Regions from separate parts of the Homo sapiens genome. Here region 2 is linked to region 1. A link is an interaction called in ENCODE POLR2A ChIA-PET data of the cell type or tissue named here. Cell type or tissue: OCI-LY7. All regions are shown on one strand. Each heading gives the region's core, and the rest is flanking DNA. Links, peaks and the distances in the headings are about the cores only. Region 1 has its middle 98 kb from the start of RYBP. Region 2 has its middle 50 kb from the start of RYBP.

Region 1 (11,367 bases), core at 2,037-4,536:
CACCCTTTTCCTTGAGTGTGTCTACTCCTCACATCCTGGTCTTAGCAAGCCCCCTAGGGAGGGATGCAGCCCTGCAGTTGAGCTCCGTCACCTAGGCAGCCCTAGGCTGGCACTGGGGACAGGGGCAGGGATGCTGACTGAGGCCAGATGGCTTCCAGTGGGGTGGCTGCTGCCAGCAGTGCATATGGGATGCATGGGGAGGGCGTGCTGGTGACAGGCGGCTCTTCACTCCTTGCATCCCTCCATCTCACTGCAGAGGTCCCCCGGGACCCTCTCCAAATGCTGATGAGCCCCACCAAGGGCTGCGTGGCCCCCTCTGAAGTTGGTACCATCAGAGTCTCCACCTCGAATGCTCCAGAACAAAGGCACATCCTTGGGGATTCTATAAAGACTAAGTCTCTTGCTCTCTACCTCTGTCATGTCACGTTATTTTTTATTCGCCACCATAGCCAATATTTTCAAAGCCCTCCTTCTGTGCCAGGTGCAGTACCAAGTGCTGTACAGGCATTGTCTTCGCGGATGCACCTGCTGCGACCTCACATTAAAAGGAGAAACGGACGCTGATCAGGGAGGAAAAGACCCTGCCCGAGGACCCTGGAAGGTGAGAGCCAGGCTCAGAATGTGACCCCAAGGGCTGCCCTTTACCCCCTGTGCTCTGCTGCCTCTCTGTGTGCATGCCTTGAATGAGGATGATCCTCGACTCCAATGTGTTTCCACATACTCAATTGTTAGTGAAATAACAGATTTTTATAAGCTGTTAGCTGGGAAAATGAGGAACTGAATGGTTCTTCCCTGGGCTTCTCAGCCCCAGGAGTTCTCTTCCGTTCATAGCAACTACACCCAGCTGTCTCCATGAGGAGCGCTAAGGAGGGGTGAAGGGAAACAGTGGGAAGGAGGAGGTTTAAATGCACTCTGATGGGAATGTCTGGGAAACAAAGCCCAGGCATGAGCTTACTTCTTTACTTCCTTTCTGCTCTTCCCCCGGACTTTTTTGGGTCTGTATTAGAGCTCATCCCAGTTGCCCTGAGTCTCCCTGCCAACCTGGGACACCCCCATCCCAGCCTTGCCCAGGCTGCCATTAGCGTCACAGATGGTGTGGGGCCCTGGGAGAGTCAACTTCCCCTCTCTGGGCCTCACTGTCCTCATCTCACAAATCAAGACAATAATAATATCTACCTTAAAATCATACCTTAAATATGTGCAGTGTACCGTATGTCAAGTACACTTTAATCAAGAGGTTTTCAAAAGCACAGCACTCTGTGGTTTAGGGGTGCCTGCTTAGGTGTCTTCAACAAAGCAAGGAAGCTATTACCAACTGGGAGGGAAGAGGTGGTGGCCTGGACAGGATGTGAGGCCCCTGGGATATGGACAACTTACCTGGACCTGGGCAGTGAGGAAGCAGATGTTAGTTGATAATACTTTGTTAAACTCTACATTTATGCTTTTGGTGTTTGTGAATACAAATTTTTTGTTTTTTGTTTTTTGTTTTTTTGAGATGGAGTTTCACTCTTGTTGCTCAGGCTGGAGTGCAATGGCGTGATCTCGGCTCACTGCAACCTCCGCCTCCCGGGTTCAAGTGATTCTCTTGCCTCAGCCTCCCAAGTAGCTGGGATTACAGGTGCACACCACCACTCCCAGCTAATTTTTTTTTTGTATTTTTAGTAGAGATGGGGTTTCTCCATGTTGGTCAGGCTGGTCTTGAACTCCTGACCTCAGGTGGTCTGCCCACCTCGGTCTCCCAAAGTGCTAGGATTACAGGTGTGAGCCACTGCACCTGGCTGAATACAAATGTTATATTTCACAACTTTGGAAATGTTCAAAAATAATACAGTTTACCTCCCGGGGTGGTTGGTGCATTCTTTCAGACATGCATCCAGTGCCCTTGCACCTAGTAGGTGCTCAAAGAACAGGGTTGGGGTGGCTCTTCCCTGGTCGTTATTCAGCCAAGGGAGAGCTCAGTGGTTGGTAAGGCTCAGAACCCCAAGAAGAACATTAAAGAGAAGAGGGAGTGGCAGTCGGCAGTGGAGTGAGGAAGAGATAGATAAGTTATTGCCAAATTCATGGGAAAGTGAGAAATTTATTAAGAATCATCTGCATCCCAGGCCAGCGTAGTTTCAGAAAGGAGCTTTGCTAATGGTTTTTAAATTCCTTGTTTGTTCATTCATGCAAGAAATATATATTGAGCACCTGCCATGTGGCAGGCACTGCACTGGCTGAGGGAATACTGGGAGGACAGAGTCCCTTCTCTCAGGGCTTACAGACTGCCAGAGAAGTGCACATTTAATGGGGTGGACTCCATCCGCTGGGCTAAGAACAAGGCTGCAGAAATAGAGTGTGGCTGAGCCCCTAAGGGAGTCCTTCTGCCCAGTGGGTTTTTTTTTCATTTGGGGGACTGGTAATTGTCAGAGAAGTCTTTCTGAAAGAAGTCACACGTAAACTGAGCCCCAGAGTTAGTTGAATCTAGCATATTCCAGGCAGAGCAACAGTACATGCAAAAGCCCAGAGGTGAGAAAGAGAGGGTGGTGACTTTGAGGAACTATAGAAATATTTGCATGGCTAGAGTGCAGAGAGAGAGAGAGAAGGAGAGACCAGTGAGGTAAGCCAAGGTCAGTTCACAAAGGGCCTTCTGTGCCCGGATAAGGAGTCTGGCTGCACTCCTAAAAGCAATGGAGAGCCACTGAAGGATGGCAAGCAGGGAGGGGTGCTATATTGTCCCAAGCTTCCTTTTAGAAGTACGTGGTGACTGCCATGTCTGTTAGAAATGGATGGTTACCCTGGGTGAGCAATGCCAGCCTCCCCTTCTGGAACAAGAGCTGCATGGGGGCCACTAGAACAAAATGCCTGAGGCTGAGTAATTTATAAAGAACAGAAATTTATTTCTCAGAGTTCTGGAGGCTGGAAGTCCAAGATCAAGGCAGGTTCGATGTCTGGTGAGGCCTGGCCTCTGCTTCCAAGATGGCACCTTGTTGCTTCTTCCTCCAGAGGGAACAAAGGCTGTGTCCTCACATGAAGGGCAAAATGGGCCTAGGGAATTCTTCCCAGCCATTTTATAAGGGCATTAATCCCATTCACAAGGGCTCTACCCTCACGACTTAATCACATCCTAAAGACGCCACCTAATAATATCATCACATTGTCGATTAAGTTTTAACATATGGGCCGGGTGTGGTGGCTCACGCCTATAATCCCAGTACTTTGGAAGGCCAAGGCAGGCGGATCACTTCAGGTCAGGAGTTTGAGACCAGCCTGGCCAACATAGTGAAACCCTGTCTCTACTAAAAATACAAAAATTAGCCAGGCGTGGAGGTGGGCATCTGTAATCCCAGCTACTTGGGAGGCTGAGGGAGGAGAATCGCTTGAACCTGGGAGGCAGAGGTTGCAGTGAGCTGAGATTGTGCCATTTGCACTCCAGACTGGGCAGCAGAGTGAGACTCCACAAAAAAAAGAAACTTTCAACCCAGGAGTTTTGGAGAGCACATGCAGACCACAGCACTGCCCAACTCAGAAAAACAAGAATCCTGATTGTCAGGGAACCATGGATGAAAGCCTCACAGGGACAGGGATGCTCGGGCTTGCTGCATGGAGCTCTCTTCAGGGCCAGGGCCAGGGCCTTGCATAGAACAAGAACTCCAAGCTTGCAGATGAGCTAGCGAGGCTGCTTCTGTCTAGCTTTACTTTTCCTTAATTTCTAGGACTGTAATTGGCTGAGCAATTAAGACTTGTATTTACGGGCGGGTGTGGTGGCTCACGCCTGTAATCCCAGCACTTTGGGAGGCAGAGGCAGGCAGATCACGAGGTCAGGAGTTCAAGACCAGCCTGACCAACATGGTGAAACCCCATCTCTACTAAAAATACAAAAATTAGCCAGGTGTGGTGGCGTGCACCTATAATCCCAGCTACTCGGGAGGCTGAGGCAGAAGAATCGCTTGAACCTGGGAGGCAGAGGTTGCAGTGAGCCGAGATCGCACCACTGAACTCCAGCCTGGGCCACAGAGCAAGACCCCATCTCAAACAAACAAACAAACAAACAAACAAAAACTTGTATTTACACAGAACACTCTGCCTTATGGAAACCCGAAACTCTTAAGTGTCTATTTGATTTGTGGCCAGCATTCAACTTTCAGTCTGATGAAAGGCTCACTTCTCAAACGGAATATATCTTATTTGTTTGTTTGGGTGACATTAGTGAGAATCAGGGTCCCATGGGGAAAAATGGAGATTCACAGGATCTACCTTCTCCTCTAGAAATGTTGATTCAGTATGTGTATCAGCTGGCACTTGCTTGGTTATACTGCAGTAACAAATGATTCCTCAAATCTCAGTGGCGTATAATGAAAAAAAGGTTTGTTTTCTACTGACATTTCATATTGGCTGTGTATCAGATCTGCCACACTTTCTTCATTTAAGGACTCACACAGAAGGAACAGCCCCATAGGGGACATACACTTGCATCAGAGATGTATCATCAGGCTGGGTGTGGTGGCTCACGCCTGTAATCCCAGCACTTTGGGAGGCCGAGGCAGGTAGATCACCTGAGGTGAGGAGTTCAAAACCAGCCTGGCCAATATGGTGAAATCCTGTCTCTACCAAACAAAAAAAAAAAAAATTAGCCAGGCATGGTGGTGCACGACTGTAGTCACAGCTACTTGGGAGGCTGAGGCAGGAGAATCACTTGAACCTGGGAGGTGGAGGTTGCAGTGGGCCCAGATAGTGCCACTGTACTCCAGCCTGGGTGTTAAAGTGAGACTCCTCCTCAAAAAAAACCAAAAACAAAAAAAACAAAAAAACCCCATGTATCATTGTCTTATAGGAAAGAAGGAGCAAATGACTGGGAACTGTAATACTGTTTACCATAAGAGGTCTGGGGTGGGGCCCAGGGTTATAAGGCTATGCATTTTTAAAATTTTTTTCTAAGTTTTTTTTATAGAGATGAAGTCTTGCTACATTGCCCAGGCTGGACTCGAACTCCTGGGCTCAAGCAATCCTCATGCCTCGGCCTCTCAAAATGCTGGGATTACAGGAGTGAGCCACTGCACTCAGCCAAGGGCTACACATTTTTAACAATATATGCAGGTGAGTCTGTTGCAGGAGGTCTGAGGGCCATGTGTTCAGATAAAGAAAGGCATTGGTCTGGACTGGTTTCTCCATGGGCAAATTCAGGCAGTTTTCAGCCTCTCTATTTGACACCTAAATCTTCACTTTCAATGCTCTTTCTCCTTGACGAGGTCTCCTCTCAGAAGCCTTCAGAGCCTGAGTGCTCCACAGTTGAGCCTTGAGTCCCGTATCTCTCCCCTATACCTCCAGCTCTGTTTTCCACTAGAGAACACAAATAAATCTGGTTTTCAAAAAACAATGAATGTAAATGGGCATGCATACGTTTATGTGTTTACCCTGCCTGAGTACGTATTTGCATTTTAACCAGACTGTTTTCATGACCCAGAATTCATTGCATGATGAGCATTTCAGGCACTGTAACTAGTTGTAATGGAGGGTAGTATTAGAATGTGTATTCTCCCTCCACCCTCCCAGCTGATGGGCCATCTCTCTGCTCCTTCTTGCTTATCTCTGGTACTGCACTTGCCACTTGATGTTATAATGGTCTATACATTTGTCTCCCTTATGAGGTTCTTAAGGGCGGAAGCTTTGAGTTCTTTTTTCAGTCTCCTGCATCAAACATGTTTGATGAGTGAATACGTATTTGTCATTTGGGTATTATTGCAACCCACTCTTGGACCATTTGAAAACTTGGATTTTTTTTTTTTTTTTTTTTTTTTTGCTCATTTCCTGACACTTCTTCCTGGTTGCTTAAAACTGCTCTGGTCAATATGGTAACCATCAGCCACATATGCCTCTGAGCAATTGAAATGTGGCTCGTCTGAACTGACATGTAAAATATTAGATGTAAAATATTGGGTTTCAGAGACTTAGAATGAAAAAAGTGTAAAATGTCTTATTGCATTTAAAATATTTCATTCATAGTTTTATATTGATTATAGGTGAAAATTATAATATTTTGGATATAGTATATGAAAATAAAATATTGTTAAAATTGAATTACTATTATTTAATATTTATTAATGGTTATTAAAATTATGAAATCCTGTTTCCTCTGACTTTTTAAATGTGCCTACAAGAAAAATTTTAATTTTTTTATGTATTTCACTTTATTTATTTATTTTTTTAGAGAGATGGGGTCTTGCTCTGTTGCCCAGGTTGGAGTGCAGCAGTGTGATCAGAGCTCACTGCAGCTTCAAACTCCTGGGCTCAAGGGATCCTCCTATTTCAGCCTCTGGAGTAGCTGGGACTTATATGTGTGCATCACCATGCCCGGCTACTTTTTTTTTTTTTTTTTTTTTTTTCCATAGAGATGGTGTCTCATTATGTTGCCCAGGCTAGTCTCAAACTCCTGGCCTTAAATGATCTTCCCATTTAGGCTTCCCAACGTGCTGGGATTACAGGCATGAGCCACCAGGCCCAGGTCACCAGAAATTTTTAAATTGCATAATGAGGCTTGTGTTATATTTCTTCTAGACAGTGCTGTTTTAGAGAATTCTAACAGTTTCTCAATCACATCTGCAGTTTTCTTCACTTCCCTGGGGAGTAATTCACTTCGGTGTGGAAATAGGGACATACTTTAAGGAACAAACGAGCACCTAACAGTAGCTTTGCCTCTCTCTGCCTTCAATTCCCTTAAATAGAGTTTTCCCCTTCCAATTTCTCTGGTGGGGAGGATGCCATCACCCAGCAAATTCCAGCAATTCAATCCTACTTGAGCCAAAACATCATTTCTATCAGAATTGGGTCTGTAGCAAAGGTTCTTTTTGGTCCTGGTTGGCTGAGCAGGTTTGGTATCTAAATCCTTAATCCTACAATCTCACAACTTTGTAAGTGAGATTGACAGGCATGAAAAAGTTAGAGGAGGAAGAGAATATCTTAAAATATGCAGCCCTGCCAGGAGTGTGGGCACCCTTGGTGGGGATGGGGGCGTGCACAGTGACTGCCAGGAGGCACAAGGGGCTTTCCAGGAGCCTGAAATATGCTGATTCTTGGTTTGGGTACTGATTATGTGGGTGCAGTCACTTTATGAAAAGTCATCAAACTGTATACATTTACGATTTGTTTGTTTTTCCGTGGGTACGTTACATTTTATTAAAAAGTTTACATACGCCTGGTGCAGTAGCTCATGCCCGTAATCCCAGCAATTTGGGGGGCTGAGGTAGGAGGATCACTTGAAGCCGGGAGTTTGAGACCAGCCTGGGCAACATAGCAAGACCCTGTCTCTGCAAAATATTTAAAAATTGGCTGGGCATGATGGTGCACACCTGTAGTCCTAGCTACTTGGGAGGCTGAAGCAGGAGGATCACTTGAGCCCAGGGATTTGAGGTTACAGCAAGCTATGATCATGCCACTGCACTGTTGCCTGAATGGAACTGCAAGACCTCATCTCTAATAAGCATAAAAGTCAATGTAAAAAAAGTGTACATAGGCCAGGTGCAGTGGCTCATGCCTGTAATCCCAGCACCTTGGGAGGTCAAGGCAGGCAGATCACCTGAGGTCAGGAGTTTGAGACCAGCATGGCCAAGATGGTGAAACCCATCTCTACTAAAAAAAAAAAAAAAAAAAATTTGCCAGTCATGGTGGTGCATTCTTGTAATCCCAGCTACTTGGGAGGCTGAGGCAGGAGAATCACTTGAACCTGGGAGGCGGAGGTTGCAGTGAGCCAACATTGTGCCACTGAACTCCAGCCTGGGTGACAGAGCAAGACTCCATCTCAAAAAAAAAAAAAAAGTGTACATAGTAAAGCAAATAGGATATGAAAGATATGAGTGACAGTCACAAAAATAAGATGAGAGAAAATTGAAGTCCTGTGAAAATAAGTCTCTAGGGCAGGATGTAAAAAAACTTTCATCATTTAGCATTTTAAATGTGTTAAATATGATCAATAAAATTATTTACAGCTTTTGTGACAGTAGCTTATGATGGCCCCCATGATCTGCCTGTGGTCATGCCCTTGTGAGGGTCCACTTTTGAGTGTGGATGGAACTGTGACCTGCTTCTAACCAATAGAATACAGCAAACGTGACAGAATGTGTGCAGTTATATGTACCTGATTACATGACATAGATGTTGGTGTGGTTTCTGCATCCCCCGCTAACTTTGAAGAAGCAAGCGTCATTTTTAGGAAACCCACACGGGAGGGACACCCCAGTGGTATCCTCTAGGAGCTGAGGGTGGCGTCTGTTCAACAGTCAGTAAGTAACTGAGACCTTCAGTCCTAAACCACAAGTAACTGAATTCTGCCAGCAGCCTGAGGGGGCTGGAAAGCAGGTCCTTCCCCAGTCAAGCCTCTAATGAGACCACAGCCCCAGCTGACACCTGGGTTGCATACATGTGAAGACAGAGAGCAAGTAAGCTCTCTGGTATCTCTTCTAAGGATACCAATCCTATTCTAAGAAAGCCCCATCCTTATACCCTTATTTAGCCTTAATTGCCTCATTGTAGTCCCTATTTCCACACACAGTGACATTAGGGGTTAGGGCTTCAGCATTTGAGTAGTGGTGGGAAGGATACAATTCAATCCATAGCAATGTGTGTACAAGTTTTTAGAAATTGAAGGTAGGAGCGGCTGGGCGCGGTGGCTCACACCTGTAATCTCAGCACTTTGGGAGGCCAAGGTGGGCAGATCACGAGGTCAAGAGATCAAGACCATCCTGGCCAACATGGTGAAACCCTGTCTCTACTAAAAATACAAAAAATTAGCCAGGTGTGGTGGTGGGCTCCTGTAATCCCAGCTACTTGAGAGGCTGAGGGAGGAGAATCGCTTGAACCTGGGAGGTGGAGGTTGCAGTGAGCTGAGATCGCACCATTGCACCACTCCAGCCTGGGCAAAAAGAGCGAAACTCCGTCTCAAAAAAAAAAAAAAAAAAAAGAAATTGAAGGTAGGATTTTATTCTCTTTTCACTGAGCAACGTATCCTGACTATATTCTCACATTATTCAATATTCTTCTACATTATTTTTATTGGCTGCATAGTGTTCCCGCATAATGCTGCAGAATGGCTGTGTGAATGAACCATTAGCCACTTAACTGATCTCATTTGGCTGTATATTTAGATGATTTCCACTTGTTTTCATTAGAAATGACATAGGTATCCATGTGCTTGTACATAGAAGTGATTGTAATATGCTTAATTTGTATATCCGGGATTACTTTCTTCTGGATAGGTATTACCTTGAAAAATTTATCAAAAAGGAGCCCCTATATTTTTGCTTTTGTTCTAAGCTATGTTATAGCAGAGAATAGAAAGACAGATATTATTAGGAAATTAGATCTGGGATGCTCCTGTAGCTTTTGGAAGCCTTGGGGCTCAAGGAAGCAGTGTTATTAGGGACTCAGGGAATTACCCGAGATGCTCTGCTTTAAGAGGCAGCTTCCAAGAGTGGCTTGTTTTGCATGTGCTTTTGCCCTGAGGCGATGCATGTGGGGCACAGCCTTCAGGCCCTTTGGAGAGATGTCATGAAGCCGCGTGCCATCTTACAAAGCAGAGAAAAGAAATTGACAAGGATAAGTAAGTCCTACAATTTATAGGAAGAAGTGAGGACATGAAATAAACCATCCCAGCAAACACATGGCCAGGCTCATGGGAAATGGTGATGCTGGAGGGTGTTAAGGAGATGGTTTTGGTCAGGACGTTGGCATACCCAAATCCTGCTTTAGAACATCTCTGCTTGAGAAAGATAAAGATGCAGAGAATGAAACTATGAAATATATTGTGGTCAGCCTTTGTTGGTTTTGCCTTCCCAGCATCCGTTCTCCATTCTTCTGGTAACAGGACCCTGACTATCCTTTGGGAGCCAGACTTCGCCCACTCTCTGTCCAGGAGTGGGCACAGAACCCAGGCCTGACCAGTCCAGCAGAGGGTGCATTGATAGGTTTGCAACCCAGGCCTGGCTGACCTAGGTCTTCCAGGACTCTGGCTTGAATCTAAGAGAATCACAGGGCTTCGTTTGTTTCTACTGGTAGAGCGTGAGCCTTGAGTAGCTGATAGTGGTGCTTACCACTCAGGAATAAAGGCAAGTTGAGGCGAGAAATGGGGAAACAGTGAGTCTTGATGTGATTGTTGAGCTGCTGGACTCAGCTGTATCAGAAGCCACTGAAGCAAAAGCACCCTCTTCCCTTCTCTCATCTTTTTAAATTTTTAAGCCAATTTGAATTGGGCTTCTTTTTGTTGGCAACCAAGAGTCCTGAATGAAATACATTTTTATTTAACTGGGGCTCCCTATGCATGTCCAATGCAGACTGGTGAGCTCTGATATAGAACCTTTTTATCTGAGTTGATGCAACACTTGTGATCTAGAACCAAAGCAGCCCATATAGACTTCCTCATCTTACCACTGCAATGAGAGGAAAGGGCAGAACCCACCCATCAGTGAGCAGAGAGAGAGAGAGAGAGAGAGAGAGAGAGAGAGAGAGAGAGAGAATATGTGTGCAAAGGTAGGGTGAGGGGGGTTCTATGTGGGAGTAGAACAGGAATCTAAAGAGACAGAAATGGCTGGGGTGGTCATTGCTTTTCCTGCTCAGCCACGTAGAAGAAGGGGGCAAGGAGAGACCACCCCCATGTGTGCATAGCTTTTTGAATTCAGTGAGTGTTCTATCTGTTTTGGAGCTGATGGCCCGTCAGAGCATTTGAGTTAGACCCAAACCTCCATCCCTGCTCCATGGGGTGGAATAGAAGGAGGTAATGAGCTCTGCTTATTCAAAAAGCTTTAAGGTCAACAAGCCAGTACGGAATATGGGTGAGGCTACATCAGCAGTTCCAGCGACCTGGCCATCTTGTCACTCCCTCAGAAGGGACTGCCTACTCTAAGACTGTCCTCGCAGGGTGTGATGGCATATGCCTATTATCCTAGCTACTCAGGAGGCTGAGGCGGGATGACTTGAGCCCAAGAATTCAAATCCAGGCTAGGAGATACAATGAGACCCTATCTCTGAACTTAAATAGAGAAGTACATAAATATAAATTAAATTAAACATTAAATTTTGTTTAAAATTTAAAAATAAAAATACAGGCATCAGCCACCACCAGATGCAGTGGCTGACACCTGTAATCCCAACACTTTGGAATGCCAAACAGGGAGTATCACTTTAGCTCAGGAGTTCAAGACCAGCCTAGGCAACATTACCTTGTCTCTACAAAATAAATAAATAAAAAAAAAATCAATAAAAATGCTTATGGTAGAAAAAATACCACGATTTAAAAAAAAAAAAAAGACTGTTGAGTGGTGACTCAGCCCCACCTACTCTTTCTGTCTTCCCTTTCTGCCACCTCGGCTTGTTTCCCTCCACTCTATGTGTCCCCCAGAGGGT
Region 2 (15,946 bases), core at 7,000-9,499, 50 kb after region 1:
CTGTTGCCCAGGCTGGAGTGCATGGCATGATCCCAGCTCACTGCAATCTCCACCTCCTAGGCTCAAGCGATCCTCCCACCTCAGCCTCATGAGTACCTGGGGACCAGAGATGCACACCACTTCAGCCAGCGAATTTTTTTTTTTTTTTTTTGTATTTTCAGTAGAGACAGCGTTTTGCCATGTTGCCCCGGCTGGTCTTGAACTTCTGAGCTCAGGCAATCCACCTACCTCAGCCTCCTAAAGTGCTGGGATTGTAGGTGTGAGCCACCGTGCCCAGCCTGGATTCTCCTCTTTATGCTTCTTATGGGAGTAGTAATACAGACAACTAATTTAAACTATCAGATCAATTGCTTTTAAGATCCTCTTTACCTCCTGAAGGAGAAGATGCAGAGAAGAAAGGTCTTCAGGTATCTTAGGAGAATGGATTGGAGAAGGGAAGGAACGTGACAATGGTTCTAAAAGAGGGAAAATGGTACTGAAAGAGGAGCTCAATGCTCCTGAAGACAAACTACTCCAATATTGGAATCTTTCTGTCTCTCTGTCACCATATTCCCCTTCTAAGGGTTCCTACACAGAATCAGGGCTGATGACCCAGCAGCCATTTCTTTCCTTCTTCTCCCCGGCTTTCAGATTCCATCTCCACTTTAGAGGCTGAAAACGTCAGCAACTCACTTTCGCAGCCTGCCTTGTAGCTAGAGTACATGGCCTGTTCTTGGTCAGTTGGACACGAAGGAAAGTCTGGTGGAGTTGCTTCTGGGAAAGGCTTTCCTCCTTGATAAAAGAGAGACTCATAGGGGAAAGCCTTCTTTATGTCTGCCTTTGAATGAGGTAATATAACAATGTTATGGCTGGAGCTGCTGCAGCCATCTTGCCACCATGAGGGAACAAATCTAAGATAAAAGCCAACACACGGAGGACTGTGGCATGGAAAGAGGCAAAGGATCCTAGATGACACCACAGAAACCTAGATTTCACCACAGAAATAATCCTAAAACAGCCCAAAGACTAGATTCTTGTTATACAAGATAGTAAATCATCTTCATCATTTAAGACACATGTAGTGGGGTGCTTGTTTTCTTGCAGCCAAAAATCATCTTAATAGGTATGCCTTGCACTTGTTTCCAAGAAATTTCCATGATGGAATTTAATTTTGCCTCTAAAATAAAGTTTTTTTGATTTTGTATTGTTTCTGGAAGTTCTACTTGAGTCTTTTTCAAATCTGCTGGGTGGCTTTTGATCATTTCCTGTTCCATGTATATATTCCTGACCTTGTCTTTTATTTCTGCAAACATATTACCAACACTTAGTTTCTAATCTGTGCCTGATAACTCCAATATCTAAAGTCTTAGTAGGACTATTTCTGCGGGCTGCTATTTCTTGCTTGTTCTTGTTCATGGTGCCTTATTTCTTTTAATCCCTGGTTATCTTTGATTGTATGCTGCTCATTATACCTGAAAAAATAACTTGCAGGAGTAATCTGAGGTCTAGGGAAAAGGTACCTTCCTCCAGAGATGATCTGTGTCTGCATTTGTCAGGTGTCTGGGGACCACCTTAAACCAGGTTCAAAGTTTGAAGTTGCCTGGACAATCAAACACTGAATCTGGGCCACAAATCTGATACACCTAGTTCACTTTTTTTTTTTTGTTTTGAGATGGGGTCTTGCTATATTGCCCAGGCTGGTCTTGGACTGTAAGCTCAAGGAATTCTCCTGCCTTAGCCTCCAGAATAGCTGGGTCCTTTTTTAGAGACAGGAGGCTCTCTGTGTTGTCCCAGGCTGGTCTTGAACTCCTGGCCTCAAAAATTTTCCCACCTCAGCCTCCAGAGTAGCTGGATTATAGGTGTGCATCACTGAGCCTGGCTAGGTCTAGTTTATTTTTGGTTCACCTTTTTCCTGAGAGTGTAGGGCTTTGGGGTCTCTGTTATTATGGAGAGGGTCTCCAATTAGACTGCACTTTTGATTTCTGCCTCTCTTATCCCACAAGGCCATCAAAACAAAAGTTCAAATTACTGGATTCAGCCAATGCCCTTGGTTCCAAAGTGACTTCCCAGCTCTGCTTATCTCTTTGGGTTCCTGTTTTCCTTTTAGTTTTGGCCTGGTAATATCCTACTATATGATTAACTCTTACGTGCTTCTAAGATGTTCAATTCATCCAGCATGTTTAGTTGTTTCTCGAAGGAGGGTTGGTCCAAACAGCCTAACCCACCACTAGTGGAAGTGGAAGTCTTTCTTCATCTCATCATGAATTTCTCTGCTACTGCCTAAACCTTGTCTCTGAGATCCTCACACTTGCTCTTTCTTTCTTTCTTTCTTTCTTTCTTTCTTTCTTTCTTTCTTTCTTCCTTCCTTCCTTCCTTCCTTCCTTCCTTCCTTCCTTCCTTCCTTCCTTCCTTCCTTCCTTCCTTTCTTTCTTTCTTTCTTTCTTTCTTTCTTTCTTTCTTTCTTTCTTTTCTTTTGAGACAGAGTCTCGCTCTGTTGCCCAGGCTAGAGTGCAGTGGTGCAATCTCAGCTCACTGCAACCTCTGCCTCCCAGGTTCAAGGGATCCTCCTGCCTTAGCTTCCCCAGTAGCTGGGATTACAAGCATGCGCCACCACGCCTGGCTAATTTTGTGTGTGTTTTTAATGGAGACAGGGTTTCACCATGTTGGCCAGGCTGGTCTGGAACTCCTGACCTCAAGTGACCTGCCTGCCTTGGCCTCCCAAAATGCTGGGATTATAGGCGTGAGCCACTGTGCCCAGCCTGCTTTTTCTTGTCCATGGGTCTGTAGCCCACTTGCCTGTGCCTTCTGACTCCCTCATCCTATTCTTGATCTTGCTGCCTTCCTGATTTCAACCTGTCAGCCTGATTTCCACTTGCCTGGACCCTGGCACTTGCTAACCCTGCAACTTCTACTGGGTCGCCTGTGCTGGCTGACTTGGGTATAACAGGGTGCCAACTGCTTACCCTCTTGACCCGCCAGCTGAGCCTCGGTCCAGGACCTTATGATATTTGCCAACATTGTCCCCTCCTCTGCCTCTCCCACCTACAAGCCTCCTGGCTCCCCATCTGGCCTTAACTTTTCTGATGAATTCTCCTTCCCCTTTCACTAACTGCCTTGGCATCTCCTACCCAGTTCACGGCACCATCTTGGCCTGCCCTTGACTGAGTGTTTTAAGTAGATGGGTTTGAGGCTGTGTCTATTTAGCTATCTTTACCAAATACAGGATCACACTGTGGGGAACCTCATGAATGTTTTATAATGATGAGCAACTCTTAGATTTTATTTACTTATTTTGAGACAGAGACTTGCTCTCTTGTCCATACTGGAGTGCAGTGGTGTGATCTCAGCTTACTGCAACCTATGCCTCCTGGGATCAAGTGATTCTCCTGCCTCAGCCTCCCAAGTAGCTGAGATTACAGGAGCCTACCACCACGACCAGCTAATTTTTGTATTTCTTGCAGAGACAATGTTTTGCCATGTTGGCCAGGTGGTCTCAAACTCCCAGCCTCAAGTTATCCACCTGCCTTGGCCTCCCAAAATGCTGAGATTACAGGCGTGAGCCATTGTGCCCAGCCATCTCTTAGATTTTAAGTCATTCTTTAAAATGTAGAGGATGACCAAAGTTTATGATTAAAAAAAGAAATTGAAAATGACAATAAAATCAGACCTACTCGTAAGACTTTTATTTGGGTTCTGAGAGACTACTTGGTCACATACAAGAATTAGGCAGTTGTGTGTAGTGGTAGAAGACACAGTCTTATAAATTCAGTGGGCCCAGGCTTAATCCCATTTCTCCTCTCTGTTAACTGCATGAACTTGTGCAACTCATTCTACTCAACTTAGCCTCGATTTTCTTATCCATAAAATGGTGCTAATATTACCTTCTCATGAGGTTGTTATGGGGACCGAAGAGATAAAAGGCATACTTAGCACAGTGCTTGCAAACCATAAGCTCTCAAAGGCATTATCATCATCATTATCATTATTGATAGCATTAAAGTCCACCTTCCCCCCAAATATTTCACCAACTGTGTTGTCATGTGCCTATTCATCTTCCATCTCATCCTGAAATCTTCATCATCTGAAGCTTGACTTCATTAAGCAACTGTGTCAGGCTGATTGTGCCCAAATGGCCCTGGGTAAAACACACATGTTCCTCTGCATTCATAGGTGGTCGGGATTTGTTTAATGAAGTGGCGGGTTGAATCAAGTCCCGCTTGATGAAATTTGGGGGTTAGGACAATATGAGACAAGTTATATTTACAGATGAAAAACATCGTTGTTCCTCATGAACAAGAGTCATTTTTCAGAAGACAGCAAAGGCAAAGATAATTAGACTCTTACAAGGACACCAACATACATGGCCTTAAGTATCTTTGATATAAACACCTGTAGGATTTTAAGGCTGAATGGATCAGATCCAACCTCCTCATTTGGCAGATGAGACAACCAAGACTCAGAGATATGGACTGACATGCCAGGTCCACCCAGACCATTGGTGGCAAAGTCAGGACAAGAATTCAGATCCTGGTTCTGCAGTTAACCAGCCATGTGACATGCTAAGTGTGGCAGTTTAAAACTATGTTTGCAAATATGTCCACAAATACCTTGACATTTCTCCCTTCAAAAGCAGAGTGTACTTCCCCCTTCAATATAGGCTACTCTTAGTGACTTACTTCTCATAAATAGAATGTGAGAAAACGATGTTATGTGACTTCTGAAGTTGGATTATAAAAAGAATACAACTTTTGCCTAGTGTTCTTTCTCTCTTATTCTCTCTCTTGCTCTCTGAATCTAGCTGCCATGTTTTGAGGACATTCAAGAGGTCTTCTGGGTGGCCTGAAGGCCACCTGAAGGCCTGAAGTGTGGGAGGAACTGAAGCTTCTCACAAACAATCAATACCAACCTGCCAGCCATATGAGTGAGCCACTTTGGAAGCTGATTTTCTAGTCCTAGTCAAGCCTTCAGATAACTGTGGCCCCAGCTGACACCTTGACTGAAATCTCATGAGAGGATATGGGCCAGAACTACCTAGCTAAGTTGCTATCAAATCTCTGACTCACAGAAATTGTGAGAGATAATACATGCTTATTGTTACCATGTTAAGCAACTAAGTTTTGGGGTAATTGTTAAACAGTGACAGATAACAAATACACTAAGATAACTAATACCCGATTTATTCAGGACTCTGACTTGGAAGTGATAAAAATCTAATTCACCTAGTGAAAAAAAAAAAAAGATATATTGCTCCCGTACTTGGGGATACCAGAGATGGAGCTAGCCTCAGGGATACCAAGTATTTAAATGATGTCATCAGGATTCTTTCTCTTTCTTCATCTCTCTGTTGGCTCTGTAGTGGTTTTTCTCTTTCCTAGTGGCTTCATTCTTTCCTACTACAGAGATACTTTCTTGATACAGCATGGGTTGGCTAGAAGCAATGCAAGATTTCTTCATCCCCACTTAATGGTCCTGAAGGATATGCAGGTTTTCTCTCCCCTGACATTTACATATAATTCCAGAGAAGACTCTAATTGGCCAATTGGTTCTTATGCCTGTGCCTGAACCAATCACTGTGGCTAGGGAAATGGGGCACTGTGATTGGCTACCAGTTCCTTGGCCACTACTAGCTTGTTTTTCAAAGTGTGGTCCATGGACCAGTAGCACCTCAGGGCTTGTTTAAAATGTCCAATCTTAGGCTTCTCTTCAAACTCTAAATCAGAATTTGTATTTTAGCAAGTTCCCCAGATGATTTTATATGCACATTAAAATTTGAGAAGCATTTATTATGTTATAATTTATTTCCAGGAAGAAGTAATCTCTTCTCTTCGTCTTTTATGTCAGTTAACTCCTCTCTTCTTGTTTGGTAGAGTACTTTTTTCTTTTAACCCTATTTATCTTTTGTCTGCATATCTTATCTCTCCTATCATGCTTGGGTCCTTAAAGGCAAAATCCAATGTCTGAAGAACAGCATTCTCTTCTGTAAAATGGGGATAATGCTATTTACCTTTTGCTGTGATTTGAATGTTTTTGCTCCCTCAGAATGTATATGTTGGAAGCTTAATTCCCAATGCAACAGTCTTGGGAAGTGGGGCCTAATGGGAGATGCTTGGATCATGAGGGTTCTGCCTTCATGAATGGAATAATGCTGCTAATTAATTTCCTTTATGAATTGTAAAAAGCTTGTGGGAATGGATTCTCTCTATTTCAGTCTTCTGCCATGTGAGGATACAGTGTTCCTCCCTTCTGGAGGATGCAGTTTTCAAGGTGCCTTCTTGAAAGTGAAGACCAGGCCGGGCGCAGTGGCTCACGCCTGTAATCCCAGCACTTTGGGAGGCCAAGGCGGGTGGATCATGAAGTCAGGAGATCGAGACCATCCTGGCTAACAAGGTGAAACCCCGTCTCTACTAAAAATACAAAAAAAATAGCCAGGCGTGGTGGCAGGCACCTGCAGTCCCAGCTACTCAGGAGGCTGAGGCAGGAGAATGGCGTGAACCCGGGAGGTGGAGCTTACAGTGAGCTGAGATCGCGCCACGGCACTCCAGCCTGGGCAACAGAGCGAGACTCCATCTCAAGAAAAAAAAAAAAGAAAGAAAGAAAGTGAAGACCAGGCCCTCAGTACCTTGACCTTGGACTTCCCAGCCTCCAGAACTATAAGAAATAAATTTCCGTTTTTTATGAGTTACCCAGTTGCAGGTGGGTAACTCATAAATATCTTAGCACAAGAGATATCTTAGCGCAGAGATATCTTAGCACAAAACAAGCTAAGATGTCTCTAGAGATTTCATAAGAATTGGGTGGAATAACACACATGGGTGCATAGCACAGCGCTTATCATATTGTAGATACAGATGATGATTAGCTAGTCCTAATTCCCAAAACTGATGGACGTTTATTGAGTGTTTACTCTGCATCAGGTACTACGCAAAGCCCTTTTTTATGCTTTCTCATGGAATCCTTTCAACCGTATTATAAAGAAAATAAGTATTCTCCCTCATTTAGAAATCAGGAAATTGAGTAATGTCACATAGTTAGTAAGTGACAGAGTCAAGATTTGAGTCCAGAACTGTTGACTCTACTTCCTGGCTCTGAGACGGAGTTTCACTCTTGTTGCCCAAGCTGGAGTGCAATGGCGCCATCTCAGCTCACTGTAACCTCCACCTCCTGGGTTCAAGCAATTCTCCTGCCTCAGCCTCCCGTGTAGCTGGGATCACAGGTGTGCACCACCATGCCCGGCTAATTTTTGTATTTTTAGTAGAGATGGGGTTTCTCCATGTTGGCCAGGCTGGTCTCAAACTACTGACCTCAGGTGATCCACCCACCTTGGCCTCCCAAAGTGCTGGATAACAGGCATTAGCCACTGCACCCGGCCTTACAGCCTGGTTCTTAATAGCTCTGCTGGAACACATGGCACAGTGAAGTCCCTCAACCAATATTTGTTAAATTTGTATAAGGAATAAAAGCTTTTGGCTCCTTGAACCAAGGATCATAAGCTCCAAGCCAACTCCAGTCAGGCAGATGACTGAGGGTCAAAGGCGAAGCCAAGGAAACAATCTCCTCCCTCCTTAATGTAAATTGGTCAAGTAAGTGTGATGATAAATGGCAGGTGACCTTCACCTCAGTGTCAAGAAGGAAAAAGGACAGATGGAGACCTTGGGAGTTGGAGAGCACATGGCCCATCTGAAGGGGCAGAGGTCCCAAACTCCAGCCAGGATACACGGACTTGTCCACCCTGGTGGTTCCTGCCTGACATCTGTTCTGATTGGACAATGCCAGGCCATACGCAGTGTTAAAGATTTGGAGTCAGACCTCTGGGAAGGTTGAACCAGTGTTATCAGATCTGATTTTTCTAATAAAACCAGAGATCTAGACTTTTATGTGAAACCCTTGATTTTTAAACACTGGCAAATAATTTATATATTTTTAAAAGAGATGCGAGCCAGGCATGGAGGTGGGGAGGAGGCAGTAACTAGATTATAACTGCTGTCCTAAACTGTGGAAGGAAATCTTGACTGTTTTTTGCTTTTTGCTTGTTTGCTAAGTGAATACAGAAACAAAGAGGAAGGAAAAAGGAAGAAGGAAAGGAAGGAAGGAAAGAATGAAGGGAGGAAGGGAGGGAGGAAGGAAGGAGGCTACTGACCATTTGAGTCTTAAGTAGTAGCTAAGGTGGCAGACAGATAGCTTTCAACTGGGGAGGGAAGAGAAGAGAGAGGAGAGGCCCTTGGTGACTAACTGTCCCAAGGGCCAGGGCCTCCAATGGGAAGTCCCTTTAACCTCCCAATTCCTCCAAGGGCCAACCCAGCTAATCAACTTTTTATGATACTTTATTTTTTTAAATCACCTTGGAGGCCCTTTCTGTCTTTGTTCAGCTGTAATCTTTCTTAATTAGATAATTGAAATAATCATCCAATTAAGTTGGTTCCCATTGCCCCCCCGCTCACTTGAGTACTTGCAGAATCCAGCTGGCTTCTCATTTCCGCTGACTTCGTTCTGTGCCTCATGCAGGGTCTGAAACAGGTTTCAAGCTGTTTTCTTTCCTCTTTTTCAGTTTGCCGTTGCAGTTCATAGGAGCTACAACTAAATTTCAGTTCTGGCTAATGTCAAAATAGACTCCATAGGCAACTAAAAGCCAAAAGTTGTAACTGGCACTAACACAGTGGTAGTTGAGAGTTTCAGATCCACAGGATTTCAATCCCAGTTCTGTTGCTTACTAACTGGGGTGATCTTGAATGCACCACACTGACTTGGAGCTGCAGTTTCCTCATCTGTGAAATGGGGATTAAAAAGAAGACCTACCCTAGGTGTGTTGGGAGATAAATATGTTAACAGAGATAAAATATGTGAGGCCATCAGCCCCAGGCCTGGCATATAGAGAGCACTCACTCTCTGAGCTTTGTAAATGTGGAAAGGATGTATTTCTAAGAGCTCAAATAGTTGATATCATTTATTTGTTATACACATGGGGAAAGAGAGGTAAATTATACAGATATCTAAGATGTAAACGGTTCTAGACCTTTTGGCCATTTGTTGCATTTATTTGGTGTTTATCTCTTTATCTAGTATCTCTATCCAGTCTTCCTTCTAGTTAGTTCACTCTAGTGCCGCCTGAAAGTCTTAGAGATAGCGGGCTCACCTTGGGGTGGATTCTCTGTAGATGAAATTTCAGTATTCCTTTCTTTGCCCACCAGAATGGAAGGTCCCTGTGGGCAGGGCTGTATCTGCCATGTGTCTCACAGTATCCGTTGGAATTTAACAAGGAATAATTGTTAAATAAAATGTCATACATGGAGGAACTGCTCTCTAAAAGGACATCCGAGGCAGTTTTAAGTGATAACACTACAATACTTAAGACAAGGATACAACACATTGTTAACACATTAGCTAAGGGTGGAGAAAAATCCAGAAAAGGGCTACTATTCCCAGGATCACAGAGTAAAACAAAGATCGGTTGTGACTCCAAAACCCAAGTGTCCCAGATCTTACCTGAACCTGCTTAAAATGCTGATCTCACCAGGAGCCAGGCAGCCAGGAACCGCAGTGGATGCTGTCGGCCCAACCTTAGCTGCATTTCATTCCTCAGCAGGACCACAGACTCCCAGAAACTCAGCCTCATCTTCATTTGTTTCAGAAGAGTCAGGTATTAGAGGAGAATGACAGCAACTCGGTGCAGGGTGTATTTTTCCTTAATGCTTTTTCATCCTGTAAAACTTACATAAGCCATACATCATTTTTTAAAATGAGAAAAATGCCTTCAAGTCGAAAGTGAAAATGAATTTAAAATGATTGTTTTTTAATGGTATTTTTTTTCTGGAGTAGACTTTTTAAAAGTGGTAATCTTAATCTCCCAGATAAGGCAACAATGTGCTTCCTATACAGTCCATTTCTCATGCTGGCAGAAACAAAATGTTTCCTCACACTTTGCTCTAGAGTTCAGCAATGGAAAGAACTTGTAAATGCTCATTTTGCCAAATGTGCCAGTGGGTCACTGTTCTCCAAGACTGGATGACTGGACTTAGGCTAGAGAGGACTGGCTGGGGCTGAGGATGGAGGGAAGTCACTAAACATTCCAGACGAACTGCTCAATCACTTGTTCTCTGAGCACATGCTCCCTATATCTGCCTCTGTGCCTTAGCGACACCCAGTGTGGGAGCCAGCCTCCGTGATGGTCCCCAACAAGCCCCACCTCTTTCTATTCACAGTTTGTATAGGGCTGACTTATGTAATAAATGGAATGTTATAGAAACAATGGAGTGTGCCTTCCAAAGCTAAGTCATGAAAGTCATTGCAGCTTCCACCCTGCTCTCCCTTGAATCCCTTGCTCTGGGGGAGGCCAGCTGCCATGTTGTGAGGAAGCTCAAGCAGCCTGCAGAGAGGTCCATGTGGTGAGAGGCTCTGCCACCAGCCACCCCAGTGAGCCAGCATGAAAGCAGATCTAGCCCCAGACAAGCCTTAGCTCAGCACAGCTCCGGCCAACAGCGTGACCACAATCTCGTGAGCAACCCTGAGCCAGAGCCATCCAGCCAAGCCACTTTCAAATTCGCTATCTGTAGAAACTGTGGGGGGTCATATTTATTTTTGTTTTAAGCTCCTAAGTTTTGCAGTAATTTGTTATGCAGCAATTGGAAATTAATACATACACTCTCCTGTCTACAAAAGCTTACTCTTTTCTTCTCCAAATCATTCTCCCTCAAAATTCACATCAAATTCATCCTTAAGCTTGGATTCTCCAGCCCAGAGGGATCACTCTTCTTTCTAAGCTTCATCACCGTGCTTATACTTTTTTTTTTTTTTTTTTTTTTTTTGAGATGGAGTATCTCTCTGTCACCCAGGTTGGAGTGCAGTGGTGCGATCTTGGCTCACTGCAACCTCAGCCTCCCTGGTTCAAACAATTCTCCCACCTCAGCCTCCCAGGTAGCTGAGATTACAGGTGCCTGGCTAATTTGTGTATTTTTGGTAGAGATAGGGTTTGACCATGTTGGCCAGGCTGATCTCGAACTCCTGACCTCAAATGATCTGCCCACCTTGGCATCCCAAAGTGCTGGGATTACAGGTGTGTGCCACCACGCCCAGCCATTGCCCTTCTTCCTTGGTGTTAACCTGAGCTAGAAGGAAGGGCTGTGCAGGCAGACCTAACATCTGATGTATCATTATTAATAGGTGACCATATTATCCGTACTGAGGCATTTCTGAAAGCTGGTGGGGGGGGTTGCTATTAATAATAATCCTGAAAATCAGCAAAATCTAGGACAGTTCCAGGACAAACAACAGCATTCAGCCACCCATTCTATCTGTAAGAGGTACCTACACCTCCCAAAAAATGTAAGAAGAGGGAGAAAATTGTTTAGCAGGGATGTGGCTTTATTTGCCCAATGCTTATATATGCAAAGAAAATGTAGCTTCTGGCTGGGCACAGTGGCTCATGCCTGTAATCCCAGCACTTTGGGAGGCCGAGGCGGGTGGATCATTTGAGGTCAGGAGTTCAAGACCAGGCTGGCCAACATGGTGAGACCCTGTCTCTACTAAAAATACAAAAATTAGCCAGACATGGTGGCGCACACCTGTAATCCCAGCTACTTGGGAGGCTGAGGTGGAGAATCACTTGAACCTGGGAGATGGAGCTTGCAGTGAGCTGAGATCTTGCCACTGCACTCCAGCCTGGGAGGCAGAATGAGACTCCATCTCGAAAAAAAAAAAAAGAAAAAACGAAAGAAAATGTAGCTTATTTTCTAATTATTTTTATTATTATTTTTAGACAGAGCCTCACTCTGTCACCCAGGCTGGAGTGCAGTGGCCCAACTACAGCTCACTGCAGCCTCGACCTCCTGGACTCAAGCGATCCTCCTGCCTCAGCCTTCCAAGTAGTCAGTGCACACCACCACACCTGGCTAATCTTATCCAATCTCTGAGATCACTCAGTCATTAGGTGACTGAGGAGGGGGAGAAGTGCAGTCAGAGCTCTGAATCCCACCTCCCAATTCTCATCTCCTCCCAACCCCCCCCCCCATCCTTTCATGATGGTACTTAGGAATGTGCGAATTTGGGGTAAAACTGGGAAGTGGAAGGGGAAACAGAATCCGCCCAGGCTGTGAGGAATGGCTGTTCTGAGAGACTCCCTGGACTGGCTGGGGACTATCATTCCACCCAGATTTTTGTAGTGATGTCCTGGAATGAGTGTCATGTCTAAGTGCTGTGAGAGTTACGCCCTCCATGAGGGTGTCCACAGAAGAGCTGAAATCTAGCCAGTGCTTTGCTAGCCAAGCCACAAGCCCATGGGGCTGTGTGAGTCAGAAGAGCAAGCCTTTTTCTAATTTGCACAAAGGCATCCCATGGGCTGGGGCAGGCCCTGGCCAGCAACCAGATTCCAGGTCATTTGCTTCTGGCCTTGCATTCCCTGCCTGTGTCAGCCTGTTCATCCTGATCACAGGCCAGCGTTCTTTTGGCATCTCCCTGGACCCAGCCCAGGCCCCTGGGAAATTTGGTGTCCCCCACAGTCCATGCACAGGCCATGGAGGGCCAAGCCATCTTTCTCAGATTCCTCTATCCACATTCTTGCCACCACCTGTGTGCCATTGCTTTGGGCCTGGGGATACATGGTGCTTAACCAGAGGTGAGGTCCCCCATGGCTGGCAGACTTCCTCACGCAGTGCCCTGTGATGTGATCCACTTACCTTGATGTTCTCAAATTTTCCCCGTCACTTCTTGGATGATTCTAAATCTCCCCACTCCCTAAAGACATCTGACCTTATGAGTGGCCCTTGAGATTTTCCTTCTTTCCACCATCCTCCCAGGGCAGCATGAGCATGTTTGGGGCATTTCTGCAAATGGCAAAACTCAAGGATCTAGGTCAGTTCTTTGACACCTTTTTCTTTTCTTTTTTCTTTTTTTCTTTTTTGAGATAGAGTCTCGCTCTGTTGCCCAAGCTGGAGTGCAGTGACGGGATCTCGGCTCACTGCAACCTCCACCTCCTGAGTTCAAGCAATTCTCCTGCCTCAGCCTCCCGAGTAGCCGGGATTACAGGCATGTGCCACCATGCTCAGATAATTTTTGCATGTTTAGTAGAGATAGGGTTTTGCCATGTTTGCCAGACTGGCCTCAAACTCCTGACCTCAAGTGATCCACTCGCCTCGGCCTCCCAAAGTGCTGGGATTACAGGCATGAGCCACTGTGCCTGGCCAACACCTTTTTCATGGAGTGGCACACATATAAAATAATAAGGGCATGATGTGCTGCATGGCCAAGAGGGGATCTGGAACCTCAGTGGAGGCTATACCAGAAGACTAATGAGATCCCCACCTGTCCAGATCGTGCCAGGCTGCTCCAAGGGCAGAGGTTATCAAATCTCTCAGGGGGTGGTGAGACACTCTGATTGGGAAGATCTCCTTAGAGCTGTCAGCTTGACTTTGCTAGAAGGGATCTGAGGAGTTGAGAAATACCTTTTCTCCTCCATAAAGCCTTGCTTTCAAGGCCCTTGTCCCTCCGCAGAGGTCAAGAATGTCAGCCTGGAGACGCTAATGCTGATCAATGGCCTCTTTATTCTCTGCTTGTTCTCCTTCCCTTAGGCAATAAGCCTGCTGGCTCAGCCCTAGAGCTGGGACATGGCAAAGAGGTACGGTTTAAAGTGGGAAGCAAAATTACTGTAGGCATAAGGTTGGTGAAATGGGATCCCCATACAATTGTAATGATGAGAACTCCTCTGGAAGTGGAGGTAAGTATGGTTTTGGGGTTGGGGGGTGAGACCCCAAGGGAGCAGCACGCTTGAGTGCCAATAAATTGTGGCTTAACTGCCTTCTAGAAACACAGGTTCCTGTCACTTCCAAGGGCGTTTGTTTTGCTGAGTAGTTTATGCAAATGTGGAGCCCTCTGGGTGGCGAGCTGGGTGATGAAGTCAAGAGGGAACTGGCAGTCCTTCTCAAGCCACCCCAGAGGGCTCCCTGGTGCCTCTTCCCAGTCAGTCCTGGTCACCAGATTAATTTTGCCTGTTTTTTCTTTTTTTTGTTTTTTGAGACAGAGTCTCACTTTGTTGTCCAGCTTGGAGTGCAGTGGTGCCATCTCAGCTCACTGCAACCTCCGCCTCCCGGTTCAAGCGATTCTCCTCCCTCAGCCTCCTGAGTCGCTGGGACTACAGGCACACGCCACCGTGCCCGGCCAAGTTTTGTGTTTTTTAGTAGAGACAGGGTTTCGCCTTGTTGAGCAGGCTGGTCTCGAACTCCTGACCTCAAATAATCTGCCCACCTTGGCCTCCCAAAGTGCTGGGATTACAGGCGTGATCCACCGTGCCTGGCTGTTGTGTGTTTTTTGTTTGTTTGTTTGTTTGTTTTTAGAAAACATTATTGCTAAAATAAGTATTGTTTATTTCCGATAAAAGTAATGCATGTTCATTTAGTAAAAGGAACATCCAAAAGTGCAAAGCTTTTAACAAATCATCATCAATACATTCAGTTTTGTACTTGGCTTTTTTACTGAAAATATCGTGAGCATTTTTTCATCCTAGTCCATATGGAAGGAGGCTTATCCTCTTTTTAATTCCTTTTGGCCCCGTTCCTTGTATAGGCTGTCAGCTAATATTTGCAATGATTCTGAGGTTTTACCCAGGAGAGACCTGGAGACAGCTGGTCACCTACCCCATCCGCCACAACCTCCCAGACAGATGCGGGCTGTCTAATATGAGAAAGCGCTGGGTCGAGAGGGCAGGGGCCTCCCTCCTTCACACACTGAACTATCACAAATGGACCTAACAGAGTGGAAGGACAGGTTGCAAATTGAGAAGAGAATGAGGAGTGCGGCAGTGAAATTGGAAAACAGAGTGATAGTCAAGAGGAGGCAAGCAATGAGTTTAGAAAGCAGTGTCGCTACAGCCACTACAAGCGTCTAGGACAGCTCCCCACTGCGCATGAGCTGTTGCAATGTGTCAGTTCAGTAGGATCCACAGATTAATGTTATACAAAAACAGAAAATTACAGAACAGAGATAGAACGAATGGCTTCTCTTTTCCTCCTACTCTTAGTTCATTCCAAATATTGGCAAACTTGGCCAGGTGTGGTGGTTCATGCCTGTAATCCCAGCACTTTGGGAAGCCAAGGTGGGTGGGTCACTTGTGGTCAGGAGTTTGAGACCAGCCTGGCCAATATAGTGAAACCCTGTCTCTACTAAAAATACAAAAATTAGTTGGGTGTGGGTGGTGCACGCCTGTAATCCCAGCTACTTGGGAGGCAGAGGCAGAGAATCAACCCAGGAGGTGGAGGATGCGGTGAGCTGAGATCAGGCCACTGCACTCCAGCCTGGGTGACAGGGAGACTCTGTCTCGAAAAAATAAAAAATTAAAAATATATATATTGGCAAACTTTTCTCAATCTTTTGCCAACACTCATTTTTGCTGATTATATTTGCTTATAAACCTAAGTATCTTGAAGTACCTCTCTGTACTTCTGTGTCTTCATCTGGAAAATGGGGTGAATAATAATCCCTATCTCTGAGAGCAGGACTTCTCAACCTGGACACTATTGCAGTAGGGCCTGGATAATTCTTTGGTGTGGGGCCGTCCCAAGAACCATAGGTTGTTTAAGCAGCATCCCCGGCCTCTACGCACTTAATGCCAATAGCATCCCCCCTAGTTGTACCACACAAAAATGTCTCCAGACATTGCCAAATATCCCCTGCGTAAGGGGCAAAATAACCCCTAATTGAAAATCTCTGGTCTAGCACAGTGGCTCATGCCTATAATCCCAGTGACTTGGGAGGCCGAGGTGGGAGGATCACTTGAGGCCAGACTGGGCAACATAGGGAGATCTTGTCTCTACATGAAAATTAAAAATTAGCCAGGCACGGGGGCTCACATCTGTAGTCCTAGCTACTTGGGAGGCTGAGGCAAGAGAATCACTTGAGTCCAAGAATTTGAGGTTACAGTGAGTCACGACCACGCCACTGGACTCCAGCCTGGGTGACAGAGCGAGCAACCCTGTCTCTTAAAAAA

What was found. ChIA-PET counts read pairs that join two places held together with the same protein. Peaks named below come from ENCODE experiments on the same cell type or tissue, not always from the same donor. Only the 100,000 strongest peaks of a DNase experiment are listed, where the experiment ranks them.
Region 2: POLR2A ChIA-PET joins it to region 1 with 12 read pairs; 5 of 35 experiments call an interaction of 5 or more read pairs at or near these places.

What each region holds. Positions count from the first base shown.
Region 1 is chr3:72,538,619-72,549,985 of GRCh38, reverse strand. No RefSeq gene overlaps it. Among named protein-coding and RNA genes, the nearest start is that of RYBP, 98 kb to the right of the region's middle. In OCI-LY7, for the core only: no CTCF peak of the experiment used is centred there; no DNase peak of the experiment used is centred there.
Region 2 is chr3:72,488,777-72,504,722 of GRCh38, reverse strand. No RefSeq gene overlaps it. Among named protein-coding and RNA genes, the nearest start is that of RYBP, 50 kb to the right of the region's middle. RefSeq lists enhancers at 11,892-12,396, 13,910-14,614. In OCI-LY7, for the core only: no CTCF peak of the experiment used is centred there; a DNase peak (open chromatin) is centred at 8,472.